2 separate regions of the Mus musculus genome follow, and region 2 is linked to region 1. A link is a loop called in an ENCODE intact Hi-C map of the cell type or tissue named here. Cell type or tissue: heart. All regions are shown on one strand. Links, peaks and the distances in the headings refer to the core of each region. The heading gives the core; the rest is flanking DNA.

What was found. Hi-C counts contacts between places; a loop is a spot of excess contacts. Peaks named below come from ENCODE experiments on the same cell type or tissue, not always from the same donor. Only the 100,000 strongest peaks of a DNase experiment are listed, where the experiment ranks them.
Region 2: a loop joins it to region 1, with 4 times the contacts of the local background. A loop is called at or near these places in 1 of 42 quality-filtered maps.

What each region holds. Positions count from the first base shown.
Region 1 is chr8:119,342,415-119,349,773 of GRCm38, forward strand. Hsbp1 (heat shock factor binding protein 1) reads left to right here and starts at 2,124. Exons shown (of 4, transcript NM_024219.1): 1 at 2,124-2,206; 2 at 2,522-2,588; 3 at 3,199-3,319; 4 at 5,622-6,515. The coding sequence starts at 2,162. The coding sequence ends at 3,317. In heart, for the core only: a CTCF peak has its summit at 3,472 (motif pointing left); a DNase peak (open chromatin) is centred at 2,037; H3K4me3 peaks cover 2,066 bases; H3K27ac peaks cover 1,705 bases.
Region 2 is chr8:117,798,475-117,805,833 of GRCm38, forward strand. Mphosph6 (M phase phosphoprotein 6) reads right to left here and starts at 3,500. Exons shown (of 5, transcript NM_026758.4): 1 at 3,378-3,500; 2 at 570-682. The coding sequence starts at 3,428. In heart, for the core only: a CTCF peak has its summit at 3,701; a DNase peak (open chromatin) is centred at 3,557; H3K4me3 peaks cover 2,722 bases; H3K27ac peaks cover 2,271 bases.

The sequences.
Region 1 (7,359 bases), core at 1,311-6,310:
AGAAGAGAAGAGAAAGAGAAGAGAAGAGAGACTTAACACACCAGAAATCACATCTGTCCTTAAGTATAAGAAGAAAATTAATCTATCACTCAGGAGGGTCAAGTTTGCAGTTTAGATGAAGAAAAATTCAAACAAACAAAGCCAACAACTGCCAGTGTCCTAGGAAGGAAAGAGGGGAGGAGGCAGAGGCTGGAAAAATGGCTCACAGTTGAGAGGACCTGAGTCTGATTCCCAGCACCCATACTGGGCTGCTCACAATTGTCTGTAACTCCAGCTCCAGGGACCCAACACCCTCTTCTGGATTCTGAGGGTGCCTGTATTCCTGGACACATGCACACACGTGCGTGCACACACACACAATCGCTTTGCTTGTCTACCATGGGAAGGGAGTCCTCCGTGTGAATTGAGGTTGGGGGAGAGGGAGAGGGGGCTGGGGAGGATGTGGTCAGATGACAACTGGGGAAGACAGCTGAACCACACATCTATCTCCCTGGCCAGGCCTGACCCACCTTAGTTACCAATGCTAATAAGACTTAGTCTTCCTTCAGCTAAACAAACTGCAGTTACCCCACCCTCACCCCAAAACACAGTCCTGAGACCAAGCTTGTGTGTCAGTTGCAGACAAATAGTCAGGGGCCATTCTGTGGGACTGGAAGTTGGGGTCCTCACTCAACAGAAAGCAGAATTTTGAAAACTTTCCCAGATGCTGCTGAAGAAGAACACACGGTAAGTAAATAACTTAGGGAAGGTCACAGACCTGGTCCCTTTTGAAGCTGGGCCTCAGCCTGGGTCTGGTGGACGCTGGAGTTCCCTGTTTCTCTCCTTTACTAAACTGTCTCCTGGCCTGTAGCCATCCATGTGCCTGTACAATTCACTGTAACGTAGGAACATGGAGAACTCTGGCCGGTGTTGGCTCTGCAGAGGGGATCAGCCACTCCTCCTGCCCTGTCTAGAGTCTTCCTTAAGCTGCCCAACTCCCTATAACAGCCCCAAGGTAGGGTGGAACAATCGGACCTTATATCCTAACGCCGCGTACCTTCACTGGTTTGCTAGACTCAGAGACACCCCCACTCCAGTCCATAAATGTAAAGAATTGGATCTGTCTTAGTTAGGACATCTATTGCTGTGAAGAGACACCATACCCACAACAACTCTCATAAAAGAAAATATTTAACTGGGGCTGGCTTACAGTTCAGAGGACTAGTCCACTATCATCATGACAGGAAGCATGGCATGTGCAGGCAGACATGGTGCTGGAAGAGGAGCTGAGAGTTCTACATCTGGATCCACACACAGCAGGACACTGGCCAGGCTTGAACTTCTGAAACCCCAAAGTCCGCCTCCTAGTGACACACCTCCTCCAACAAGGTCACACCTACTCCAACAAGGCCAAACCTCCTAATAGGGCCAGTCCCTATGGGCCTATGGGGCCATTTGTATTCAAATGACCACGATATTCTATCCCAGCCTCCTCCACTGCCTGCACTGTGTTTTGTCTGTGTGAGGTTGTTGGGTCTCCTAGATTTGGAGTTGTGAGCTACCCTGTGGGTGCTGGGAATAGAACCCGGGTCCTCTGGAAGAGCAGTGAGTGCTCTTAACCGCTGAGCCATCTCTCCAGCCCCCTAATGTTTTTTAGTAGTAACAGAACACTTTCTTATTTTGTGTGTATGTTTATGTGTGTATGCATGCATGTCACAGCAGTGCACACACAATTTGTGGGAATCGAGTTTCTGCTTCCAACATGTGGATCACAGAGATTGAACTCACAGTGTCAGACTTTGAAGCAAGCTCGTCACCGGCTTCGCCTTGCAAGGCCTGAGTGCCTAACTACATCCATGGAAGAAGCCAACGCTAATCCCCACAATTTTGGTCCATTTCCGGCGTTTTCTCCTCCTCTTCCTCTCGGTTCAGCCTTCAGGGTGGAACTGGGCGGAAGATGAAGGCGGAGCTAAGAACTGGGGGGCGTAGCTTATCCGCAGGCAGGACAATCTGAAGCCTCCTAGGACCTTCCGGTGCGTGGCAGAAACTACAACACCCACAATGCCTCGCGGTCCCGTGACCGTGTAGTCGCGAGAACTGTCGGCTTGTGGGCGTCTGCGCCGAGAAACCGAAGTGTAGGTGACGGTTCCGAGACATCGCCGCCAAGCTGGGCACCGGGGAGATGGCCGAGACGGACCCCAAGACCATGCAGGACATCACCTTGGTGGTAAGCGGCAGCCTCATATGGGCCTGGACACCCCGGGGCCGCTCTCGGCCCTGGCGTGGGGTGTGGCCAGCGGCCTCGGCCCGCGCACCTGCGGGGCTCGCCCTCCGGTCGGCCCCGACCCGGACCCTCCGGACCTGACCCGCAGGGACACCGATCCGAGCTGGCAGGCCCTTGCTGAAGGCCTCACACTCCAGCCGGGAACCACCACCACCCCACCCCCCCTTCATGCCTGCGTCCTCGGCTCCCCAACGCCGGTCCCAGGAAGGGGGTCTCGGCATAGGTTGGGATCGGCTGACTTGTCCTGGTTTCTCTTAGGTGGAGACGCTCTTGCAGCAGATGCAAGACAAGTTTCAGATCATGTCAGACCAGATCATCGGAAGGAATATCCTTTTGATTTGGAGGCAGTTTCTTAACTGTGGGGGTGAGCGGGGTGGTTTACAAACAGATTTCAGTTAGTCATTTAGAAATTGCCTTTTTTTTTACAAAGGGTTTATTATTTTTAATTATATGTATAAGGGGGTACTGGGAGTGACTGAGACCAGAGGCGTTGGATCCCCTGGAGCTGGAGTAACAGGCGGTTGTGAACTGCCCAGTACACTCGTGCCCTCTGCAGGAGCCTCGCGTGCTCTTAACGGCCGAGCCTTTTCCCCGTCCCCACTTAGAAGTGTCTTTCCTGATCTTGGCTATATTGTGTTCCCGTGGAGGACTGTGCCAAGAGCCAGAGACACAGCGAGACCTACCCCAAGCCCTTGTTGGTGCCCCTCCAGAACACCAGTAAAGGGGTTTGCATGGTAACCGTTGTCTGGGAGTACTTCTAGAGTTGGAGGTGTAGGGAAGAAAACTCACCCCAGTCCCCCCGAACCCCGACCGCCAGGCTGTCACTGTAGCCAGATGAAACTGGGGAAGCAGCTGTTTAAACCAGTGGGCGGGGGCCTGGGGGGGAGAGGCCGAGGTGAGGTGATGCTGCCGTGCGGGCTCTTTAACTGTGCCACTAGATGACATGAGCAGTCGGATTGACGACCTGGAGAAGAATATCGCTGACCTCATGACCCAGGCTGGAGTAGAAGAACTGGACCCTGAAAACAAGATTCCTACTGCCCAGAAGAGTTGAAGGTGAGGGGGGGGGGTTACCTCAGCGTAAAACGCCCGTCAGTGCGACGGGGTGGGGGGGTGTCGTTGATCGGTTATCAGGAGACCTCTCTCCTCCCCACCGGTGAACTCCCAAGTTTTTGAAATACCACCCGAAGTGAGATCTGACGCCCTCTTCTGGTGAGTCTGTAGACAGCTACAGTGTACTTATCTATAATAATAAATCTTCAGGCCGACCTGAGCGAGCACAGGTCCTAAATTCAATTCCCAACAACCACGTGAAGGCTCACAACCATCTGTACAGCTACAGCGTACTCATATACGTAAAATAAATAAATCTTTAAAAAGAAAAGAAATGTTCCATGCCAAACTAGTTCCTTGGGTAGATTTCACATTTCCGAGTTGTATTACTTCAAACTTACTGTATCAGTGCCAGGCATGTGCCAATCTTTTTCCTCATAGCACGATGTCAGCTATGAAATTCCCACCTAATCCCAGCACTTGGGAGGCAGAGGCAGGCAGATTTCAGAGTTCGAGGCCAGCCTGGTCTACAAAGTGAGCTCCAGGACAGCCAGGGCTACACAGAGAAACCCAATCTCGAAAAACCAAAAAAAAAAAAAAAAAAAAAAAAAAAATGAGATTGATTTTTCCTTCCTTCCTTCCTTTCTTTCTTTCTTTCTTTATTTCTTTCTTTCATTCATGTACGCTGTCACTCTCTTCAGACACACCAGAAGAGGGCATCAGATCCCATTACAGATGGTTGTGAGCCACCGTGTGGTTTCTGGGATTTGAACTCAGGACCTCTGGAAGAGCAGTCAGTGCTCTTAACCTCTGAGCCAGCTCACCAGCCCTGAAATTGACTTTTGTTAAAAGACTTATTTACATATGAGTGTTTTACCTGCATATGTTCCTCATGCCATGGGAGGCCAGAAGAAGGCATCGGTTCTCCTGGAACTGGAGTTACAGGCAGCACTTGCCACCACATGGGTGCTGGGAACCAAACCTAGGTCCTCTCCAAGAGCAAAAGTGCTCTCAATTGATGAGCCTTGTCCGTCCCATGACGGTTTCATTTTAAGTACGTTAACAGTTTGTGTTGGGCCTCACTCGAACCCTAGGCCCTGCATGGACATACGTGGGACTCGGACACATGTCTATCCGGTAAGCTGCTCACTGAGGACCACTGGATGATGGCAGTTTGGGGCATGTGGTTTTGGTGCCCTGCCCTTACCACTGAAATAGCTCATTGCTTTGTTTTTGGAAATAGTGGAGAACTCAAGCCACCTTCATGAGCATAGATATCTTAAGTCCTAGAGATGTGCGTGTGTGTGATTTTTACTGTAAACTTGACGCCTTTACTCTAAAACCACCTACTGAGGTGAATTTCTTCTTGTAGCCTGCACCTGTGCTTGTTGGGGGAGAGGCACTTTTTTGTTTTTTTCTTGAGACGTAATCTTATGCAACCCTGCCTTGTTGGCCTAGAACTTGCTGTATAGACCAGAACGGCCTCAGACTCAAAGAGCTCCACCTGCCTCTGCCTCTGCCTCTGCCTCAAGTGCTGGGATTAAAGGTGGGCCTCACTTTTACCATCTGCAGAGTCCTAATTTCTTAATGAAGTTTACCAAGGATTTAGTATGAGAATATCAAGATCATATATAATGGCTGATTCTTAGCCCCCATCTTATTTTCTGAGCGTGGGCTGGAACCAACTTTTCAGTGACTATAATAGAGGTTGGAATCCAAGAGACTCTTCGGGGCTGGGAAGGTCAGGTAGTGACCGACATGCTGGGCTGCCTCACCGTGAGTCATGTGCTATATTGCAGCCAGTCCTGTCCAGAGAGGAGCTGAAGTATACAGTGGGCCTTGGAGCTGCCAGGGAGCTCTGCTGCGTTACGGCAGGAAACTGAAAGATTGTAGGATTAAAGATGTTCACCGGATGGGTATATACAAAGAAGGAAATGGAAACAGGAAGTAGAGTCAGAACTCTGAATAAAGATGTCTAAATACGAGGCTAGAGACGTGGCTCAGCTCTTAGAGCCGTAAGCTCTTGTAGAGGACCCAAGATCGGTTCCCGGCTGTCCCGTGACGCTGCTCACCACTCTGCAACTCCACCTTCAAAGGCCTCCTCAAGGACTCGCACTCACCCGCACATACACACACAGGAATAAGGACTCACACTCACCCGCACATACTCACACAGGGATGCCAGACACATAAGCAGACTGCTTATTTACCATGGCATTTTGTAGACTAGTGTGCACGGAGAGTGGGGAATTGAGCAGATGACTCTGCTGGAGCTGATACTAATGGTCATTTTCTTCTCCCACAGGCTGCCGGTACTGAATCCAGAATGTTGTTGTCCCGAGCCAAGACAAAAACCAAGTGGCTTTCTGCAACTAACTCCTATGTGTGGACAGGTTTATAAACGTGCATTCTTATCACAGCCTGCATAGCCTAGAGTACCCCTACACCCCATCCCTCAAACTTGCTATCTTCACATCCTGGTCAGTTCTATTAATTATTAAACACTAAAATTTTGGCGGTTTCTGGATAAGATTGTCAAACGTTTTAGTGATTTTTTTCTGAGTTCCCCTCCCCACTGCTCCTCTGTGGTAGTTGCTGTGTGATAAAGTGGCAGAGTACTCGTGATCACGTGACCACAGCCCCTCCCCTGGCAGAAGCCGTTCGTGAGCCGTGAGTGTGTAGGGTTCTTTGATTTTCAGTGCAAAGTGACTGTTGAGCCGCCCGCCACTGGAGTGTCAGAAGTACTTCTCCAGATGGCCCAGGACATTTAATAGTTGTTTGTGCCGAAGCGTCTCTCAGAGTTTTGCATGAGATTCTAGTAGCGTTGGTAGGACCTGCCATGCTCATCCGGCAGGGTATCAGAGCCCAGTGACCCTGTCCTCCCTTCAAGCTACTGACTGAAAGGGAAGAGACCAAAAGACCCAAGTGAGCCCAGCCCTGTCAGCAAGGCTGAAAAATGCCCTTTGACTTGTGGGAGGTGCTGGTTTTTAAGAAATACTATTTTACTTGAACTATTTCTTGTCTAAATTCTTGCACAATGAGTTCTATTATTGATTAAAGAAGACAGATTTACATTCAGGATTCTGGTGTCTGGAGGCTTAGCCTCAAAGCCAGTTTTGATGACTTAGAAGGCAATCTATGTCACTGTCCCCACAAAGTGATTTCATACAATAAAAACCAAGAGTAATTAAACATTGAAGAATGGTGTGGTCCTTCCCAGAGGAAACCCTGGCCAAGTAGAGCGCTCTGCTTTCTCGATTGTGCCGCAGACAGCTTACGGACAACTTGTCCTGTTTCTAAAGTGACGGGGCAAGGGGAGAGCACCTGAAACTGTGTTGTTGGCCTTGCTCTCAAGTAGTAGGAATTCCTGTCATCAGCCAGTGAATGGCACTACAGGTTGAGCCCCTGGAGGTGCCACTTTGTCACACGGAGACAAACCAGCTGCAGCCTGCATGGGGGACGTTCTTGGTCTTATAAATGGAAACTCAGGAGCTGCGTGTCCTCAGAAGTCAGTGGGATGGTTCAGAAAGCAGTTTGCTGCCTTCTGGGCAGATTCTCCAACCAGAAACCCCATCATGATAAAGGTGCTAGAACTGCTGCTGGCATACCCTTGTGTCCAGGGGGCTTGTTACCTCAGTGTTCAGATGGACAAGGGGCTGCCATGTTAGATTCCAAACTGAAGCCTCGGGAAGCCAGGGGTCAGATCAGGAGAGGATGGCTGCCTGAGAGGGAGGAAGACTTCCCCAGGGGTCCTTGTCCCTGGAGGCCTCGTGGGAAGAAAGGTTTATGGTCCTGTTGGAGTTAGAAAGTTCCTCACAAGGACCTGAAGAGACTGTTCAGTGGTTAAGAGCACTGGCTGCTCCTCCAGAGGACCCGGGTTCAATTCCCAGCACCCACCTGGCAGCTCACAACCTTAACTCTAGGGGTCCAACACCCTCACACATCCATGCAGGCAAAACACCAATGCACATAAAAGCTCCTTGCTGCCAGAGTCCCTCCTGCCTCTTCACAGTGCAAACCAGGCGACCAAAACCCGACTTCTC
Region 2 (7,359 bases), core at 972-5,971, 1.5 Mb before region 1:
TATTGTAATTGGCTTCTTGTAAATTGTGATTTCTATTGTTATATAAATCTGATTAGGTAATTAAGCTTTAAGAGTCATGATTTGCTGGGTGGTAGTGGCGCACGCCTTTAATCCCAGCACTTGGGAGGCAGAAGCAGGCGGATTACTGAGTTCGAGGCCAGCCTGGTCTACAAAGTGAGTGCCAGGACACTCACAGAGTGTCCCTGTGTACACAGAGAAACCCTGTCTTGAAAAAAACCAAAAAACCCCAAAACAACAACAACAACAACAACAAAGTCTTGATTCTACCTGGTAATTAGGTGGGGTGTGCGGAGCATTGAGTGGAAGTGAGAAGAACTGGGCTGGGGGAGGGGAGGTGTATTCTAGAGATGGCCCGGCTGGAGCCCTGTGGCCTCAAGGGGCCAGAGAGACATGAGCTCACGTGGCGCAGGGGCCAACTCCAGAGAGTTGGAGGCTGCAGGAGCGTGGCCTGGCCCCCGCTGAGAGTTTGTCTTAATATTTCCCGCAACACTCCTCATCTGTATTAGCCTCCCCCACCTTCCCCTCCCCCATGAACCCCAGTCACCTACTCCTTCTCCTTCAACTCCGGCAAATCCAGGTACCAGTGCTCGTCGCTGATCATCTTCCGCTCCTCCTCTTCTAGCTGTTTCTTGGTTTCCGAGTCCAGGCCTCTTTGCATGAACTGTTAAGACAGGAGCAAGCCCGTGTCAGTGCCCTGGCTCATGGGTGGCCAGCCATAGGTACCAGGGCACCCGGCAGACAAACGACTCCCTGAGTACCAGTGACCCTTGGATTAGTGACCCTGTGGTTCAAAGTACAGGTGCCTCACACGGCCCCTTACATTCTTGGTGGCAAAACCTGACTAACTGCCTCCTATCTTCAATTTCGCCTTAGCGGATACATGAAGGCACACAGTCAGTCAGTCACCCACATCTACACTGGACAGAGGATAAGAACATGGCTGTGAACCAAGCATGTCTAGGGTTCGGAAGACCTCAGAACACACTCTAAAACTAGCAATTTCACCTCCCTCAAAACTGAGGGTTCAGAGCAGACTCTGGGAAACTATAGCTCTCCAGCTCCATCAGTAACTGTCTAGGGTTTTTTGTTTGTTTGCTTGTTTATTTCTTAAGGTTTCCCAGATAGGATTTCACTGTGTAGCCCTGTCTGTCCTGGAACTCAGGATGTAGACCAGGTTGGCCTTGAACGCAAGAGATCCACCTGCCTCACAGGCCTCTTCAGTGCTGGGATTAATGAAGCATTGCTGTATGATGTTTTCTATAAACTTGGGTTTTTCCTCTGGGCCCCAAGCTCCCATAAATAACAACTCTGAGACTCAAATATATTTACAAATACCTAGGCCAGATAGCATCCCAGCTCAGCTTGCACTCAAAGCTCATGGGGGAATGCTCACTCCCCGGCCCTCGACACAGCACCCGTTTATGCCTTCCTTCCTTTTCTTGGAAACACGTTCTCTAAGAGAGTTTTCATTTCACCATAAGCACTGACAGACCACAACTTCACATGGTGAGGCTTAATGAATCAAATCACCTTTAAGATGGTGGGGATCTGCTACCACCCATTAGAAACACTACTAGGAATGCTGTTTCCTGGGCTAGCCATATGTAAGAGGAGACTCTATTAGGCTGCTGGGGCACAGTGGGCCACAGCTCCCAGACAGCTACACCATCCTGGGGTAAGCTACTGAAACTCTATAGTGTACTGTGTAGCTAAACTATACCGCTTGGTAGGTAGGACAGCTCTGTTAAACACATGTTTATAATACTGTTGAGTCAGGCGTTGTAATCAAGCTCCCCGTGTGTTAGAGACAGGTGCTACAGGCTAATCATTACAAGCAGAAGCTCTGGGGCCAGATGACCAGTCTTTTCAGCTGTTACTTCTGTCTCAGATACCTCAGGTGTCAGAGATGACAACTGTAACTCCTTCAAATGTTACTATGTGAATTAAGTGGTTCAGTATATACACGGAGAACAATGCCGGAATATTGGGAGGACCGTGAATACGTTCTATTAGTATTATTTAAGCTTCAAGAGTTAGCTTTTCCCTGTCTTAACTCCTGTGTTCATCCGCTTTTAACCCCTTTTAAATTGTGGTTAAGCTGCTTCTGTTTTAATGATGTCTGAGACAGGGTCTCATATCCAGCTCAGGCTGGCCACAAATTAAGCTCCTGCCTCCACCTCCCAAGTGCTGGGATTACAAATGTGTGCCATCAAAGCCACTTCAGCTGGCTCAACTTCAAATTTAAAAATCATGGGCTGGGGAAGTTGGCTCAGTGGCTAAGAGCACCCTTGACTCTTGCCTAAGTCCTGGTACTCATACCTGCTGACTTAAAACTCCAGTTTCAGGGGCTCCAACACTCTCTTCTGGCCTTCGCAGGCACCTGAACACACATGGTATATATACAGCTATGCATGCACACACACAAAGGGAAACTCATTTTGTTTAAAAGTTAGTGGAGAACTCATTTCACCCCACTAACATTTTCTCCATTCCCACCACGAAGACAACCTTCACCCAGAACACAGGAACTTTTTTAGCTCATCCTTTTGGCTGTGAGCTTTCACGTTGTTGGGCTGGGCCTTTCTGATTAACCATCATCCACAGTTCAGTTAAAGTGGCCTTAAAAAAACAATAACTAGCCAGGCGTGGTGGCGCACGCCTTTAATCCCAGCACTTGGGAGAGGCAGAGGCAGGCAAATTTCTGAGTTCGAGGCCAGCCTGGTCTACAGAGTGAGTTCCAGGACAGCCAGGGCTACACAGAGAAACCCTGTCTCGACCCCCCCCCCCCCCAACAAACAAACAAACAAACAAAAAGCAATTAACTCAGAAAACAGTTTCCTCCTGCTCATGAGGCAACAGGAACAAAACTTCAGCCTGGCTTACAATTCCTTGGATGTGTGACCACTAAGATTTCCAGCCTCATTTTATGCTCCTTGTCTTTCAGACGTCCGAGCTACCTTTAGTTCTTTGCAACGTCCCTGATTTTCTCCTTCTTAGCTTCTGGACTCACTTTCCCTCAGTTTAGGACACTACCTGCCATCCCTCACGTTGTTCCTCCTTAGGGACCACTTCTCGCGAGAAGTCTAACTTCCCAGGCGGCCCAGACACTAAAGCCACCACAGCACTCAACTCTGCAGGCTCTGATGAACGTTGTGCAGGCTCCCTCCCCACATCAGGCTAAGCAAAATCTCACCCCTGGTGCCCAAAGGCCCGCAGGCTGAGCGAATGAATGGGGTGCGCTGGCCGCGGCCATCCCGAGCCAGTCTGCCCATCGCTTCGGCCCGAGTCCCACTACGGAACATCTCGGAGCTCAGCAGCCTCCCCGCCCGACAACCCAGCATTCCCGACCTCAGCACCTTCATGCGCAGCAGGTTCTTGGATAACTTAGTCTTGCGCTCCGACGCCATGTTGGACGCACTTGCAGAGGCTTTCCCGCCGCACTGCGCTTGCGCACGGTCAAGAGCGGAGCTAGATAAGACGACGCTCTAGACCCGCCCGGGCCACGTCGCTTACAGGCGTGGCAGAGCTTTAGCTCCGCCCCCGCGCCGTTGCCACGCCCCCGATTAGGCACACCCATCGCGCTGCCCCGCCCTAGTGCTCGGAGCTGCTTCTGGCTTCTCCAGCTCCCGGAGCGCGTCTCTCCGCAAAGAGCTGTGGTAAGAGCTCGGGCCACCGCGGGGCGACTGCGATTCAGGGTCCCAGGGCTAAACTCAGGAAAGGCGGATTAAGGGGAGGACGCTGGAGCTGTAGGCGGGGCCTCCACGACACCCGAGGACTCCCTAACGACCCGGTCTGGAAGTTCCTTGCTGAGGTCCTAGCTGAGGCCGCTGAGGTTGCTGCCAGAGTTTAAAAGTTTTAAAAATACGAATGGTGGCTTTCTATGAAGCGTGTTTTCTAGAACTCTCAGTAGCCCTGAGCCGCTGGTGTCGCTATGCTCTGTCCCAGAGTGAAGGAGGTGGTCACAAACCCAGGCTGCGTGATAGCTGTAGGGCTGCACACAAACCGTGGAAGACTGATGAATATGCATACACCTGTTCGCTGTGCATCTTGGAGCCTGAAGGATTTCCTTCTGGAATGGGAAGAATGGCAGGAACTAGCAAGAGCTGTACGCAAGGCGACAACTTGTGAAGGGGCCAGGGGTGGTTTAATGGGTGAAAACACTTGCTGCCAAGCCCGAGGAGGACATGAGTTTGATCCCCGGGACCCCCGTGATGGAAGGGCAGAATGGACTTCCACAAGTTGTGGTGCCGTACCTCGTAAGTATACGGAAGGACACATCACTGGCATGTAATAAGCAACCCGCTGGAGAAGTGGTAAAGTCGAGATTCATAAAGCATTCCGGATATTAAACGCCCTGCAGGTTTTCTCAGTGGAGTAAATAAAGACATAATGTGTTAAGTGGTTACAGAAACACATTTACTCATAACTGTCAGTGAGACATGGGTGAGCACCAAGGGGCTAAAGACACATTCCCACCCTTTCCTGGAGCTACATTAGAAAGCAGTAAATACCGTGGAAGGAAGAAAATGGCTGCAGCCAGTGACTTTTAGGGTCACTTTAAATTTAATCCAGGGTGGCCCTCTTCAGATCAAAGTGGGAAGGCTTGAAAGTCAAGAAAATATCGTTATATGAAGCCTTGGTGGTAGAATGTACCAAAAATAAAAAATAAAATAAATAAAAATCCTGCTATCTTGTTACCGGACTAACCATATATGGCAGACTTATGTCTCCTTCCATTCAAATACTGAAGTCCTGACCCCCATTATTTCAAAATGTGACTGTGTTTGGAGACAGGGCTTTTCAAGAGACAACCTTTAGGACGAACCCACATCCAGTGTGGCTGGTAGCCTTTCTTCCCCTGTGCTGTAGACGAAACCTACAGCCACACACTAAGCTTACCACTTAGCTAAATCTTCAGCCTCCTGTCATAAGATGAAAACTTCTGAGTGCACCAGAGGTGTGTGTGCTAAAAGAAAGACCATTTACACGCCAAGGAAAGAAGCCCCAGAGAAGCCAAAACTACTACTACCTTGGTCATGACTATAAGAAATACATGTAGCCGACACCCAACACCCCCTCCCACCCCACCCCTGTAGTATTTCATTATGGTGACCATAGAAAAATGAAGTATCATGTAACTATAAGTTACAGTTGTGACAAGAGCTTGCTGACCAAAGATGGCATAGCAAGAGTCCCTGAGCCTCTCTGGCCTGGCAAAGGCAGTGTATCCCAAATGGTATGACATTTAATTGTTTCAATAATCCCTTGTTTTCTTAGCTCCCACCCCTTGTTACCCCTCTGGCTTATGGTGTTGTGTTTTATTTTGATATTCCACCCCACCCTAAATTTTCACTCTAGACACTCCAGTGATGCCCCTCCTATAAAAAGAAAAAGGAGGATTTGTGGGATGTGAAGCTATGCTAAAAGGTTTGGTAAGGTAGAGCAGGTTGAGACCCGGAGACTTGGTGGGCACACACCTGAGACTTAGTCGACTTCCACTCCTGGCCTTGTTTTACATCCTACAAGTTAGCCAAGGACTAGTTAGTCCTCCCAGTCATTCCCAGGGCTGTGTGCTGTAGCTGCAGGTCACCCACTCCCCATTTTGCAAATCTGAAACTCTACCAAGCAAACAGTACACAATCATACCTGCTAATCCACTTCCTAGAATTCTGACCTTGGCTACTGTGTAGGATTTTGAAAGAAGTGCCTGAGGACAGAGGAGAAGAAAAGGTGACTTAATCTCCAGGAAGCTCGAGGGTGTCTGAGTTAACTCTTGAAGGATGAGTCCTTTTGGGTTAAGAAGAGGAAAACATCGTCCTTTGTGGATGTAATAGCATGTGTACAACCATCAACGGCTGGCCAAGCTCCATAACTTCATTCAGACCTCCATTATTTCTAGTCTACTTGAGCACTGGGTTTTGATTTGTTTCCCCGAAACAGGGATGCTATTGTCTCAATTCTTCAGCACTCGTTTGAGAGATAAAGACCAAAGTTTTCAAGCAGTCAACTAAAAACATTCTGTATTTTTATTTGGTGTTGCAAATACTTAAAACGAATACCCAAAAGTCCTACCTCTCCAAATGTAATACATGAGTAGTAATTTAAGACTAATAGTGTAATTGTGGCTTTGAATTGCTCCCCACAGGGAAGATAACTCCTTAATCTTTTGATGGTACTAGATTATAGAACACAGGATAGATGCTCTACTCAATAACATGTTGTGATTAAATACAATAAAGAAATCACTGTTTTGTGGTCAGAAATATCCTAAGTAGGTCTTCACATGGTTCCGAGTCATGTCATGATGAAGTTGGTTGGGATTGTAAAGGCCAACTACTGGATCCATCAAGAAGAGGACTCCTCTCTCCATATTGAGTCCTCCCACCCTTTCTCTCCATGTCTGCAGTACTGACTTCAGAGCTGCTGTGGCAGCACACACCTTCCCCGTGCGGGAGCTGGGGGAGAAGAGTCTGGGGCCTGCAGAGGATGCTCTCATGCAGAGATTGAGGCAGATGGTATATTAAGTCCCACTTGCTACTTTTGCTTGTTTGTTTCCAAGTACCAGTTATGAAGGGGCATACACAAAACAGATTTATTGGGATACCCCGTAGTTCCTAGAGTTGACGAGGGGGCTTAAGAACAAAGGGAAAAAAAAAGGGCAGCAGCCAGGACCACCAAGGAATCTTGGAAGCAGGGATGAATGTAAACTGTCACTGGGTGAACACCAGCAGATTTCTCAGCTCTTAAGGCACTCTGCTCACAATTTCAAAGTCAAGGAGGGTCTCCATTTGTCCTGGTTTAGGGTAGGACTTGATTTATAATCCCAGCGGGAGGCGAGAGACTTCATAGTGGGGAGAGTAATGCTTCAAAGAGAAGTCCTGCCTTTCCTCCAAGAAGAGACAGTCATTGTGTTCGCCCAAAATGGCAGTGGCAAGGACAGACACCCAAATGAGGCAGGGAAGGGGAGGGCGTTGTTGAGACAGTCCTAGAGGAATTTAAGTGTTGATTGGGAGGCGCATAATATCCAATATCAAGTCTGTCTCTCCTCACAAATTGTGCTCCTTCTTCCTGCTTCCCTGACTCATTCATTAAACAGGTACTTACCGGCTGGCTGGCTGTCAGGAACATGCAAATTGTGAGTCCAGGGCAACCCACCTCAAACCTGAAGCAGTGCAGTGCGTCCTCCTGCTCTCCTAATAGGTTACTTATTAAGTTCTGTCGGCTACTTGTGCAGAGGTATAGACATGGTTTCACAGGCTTTATGGATAAGTACTTTCTTTTTAATTTTAAGGATATATTTATTCATTTTATGTTTATGAGTACAGTGAAGCTGCCTTT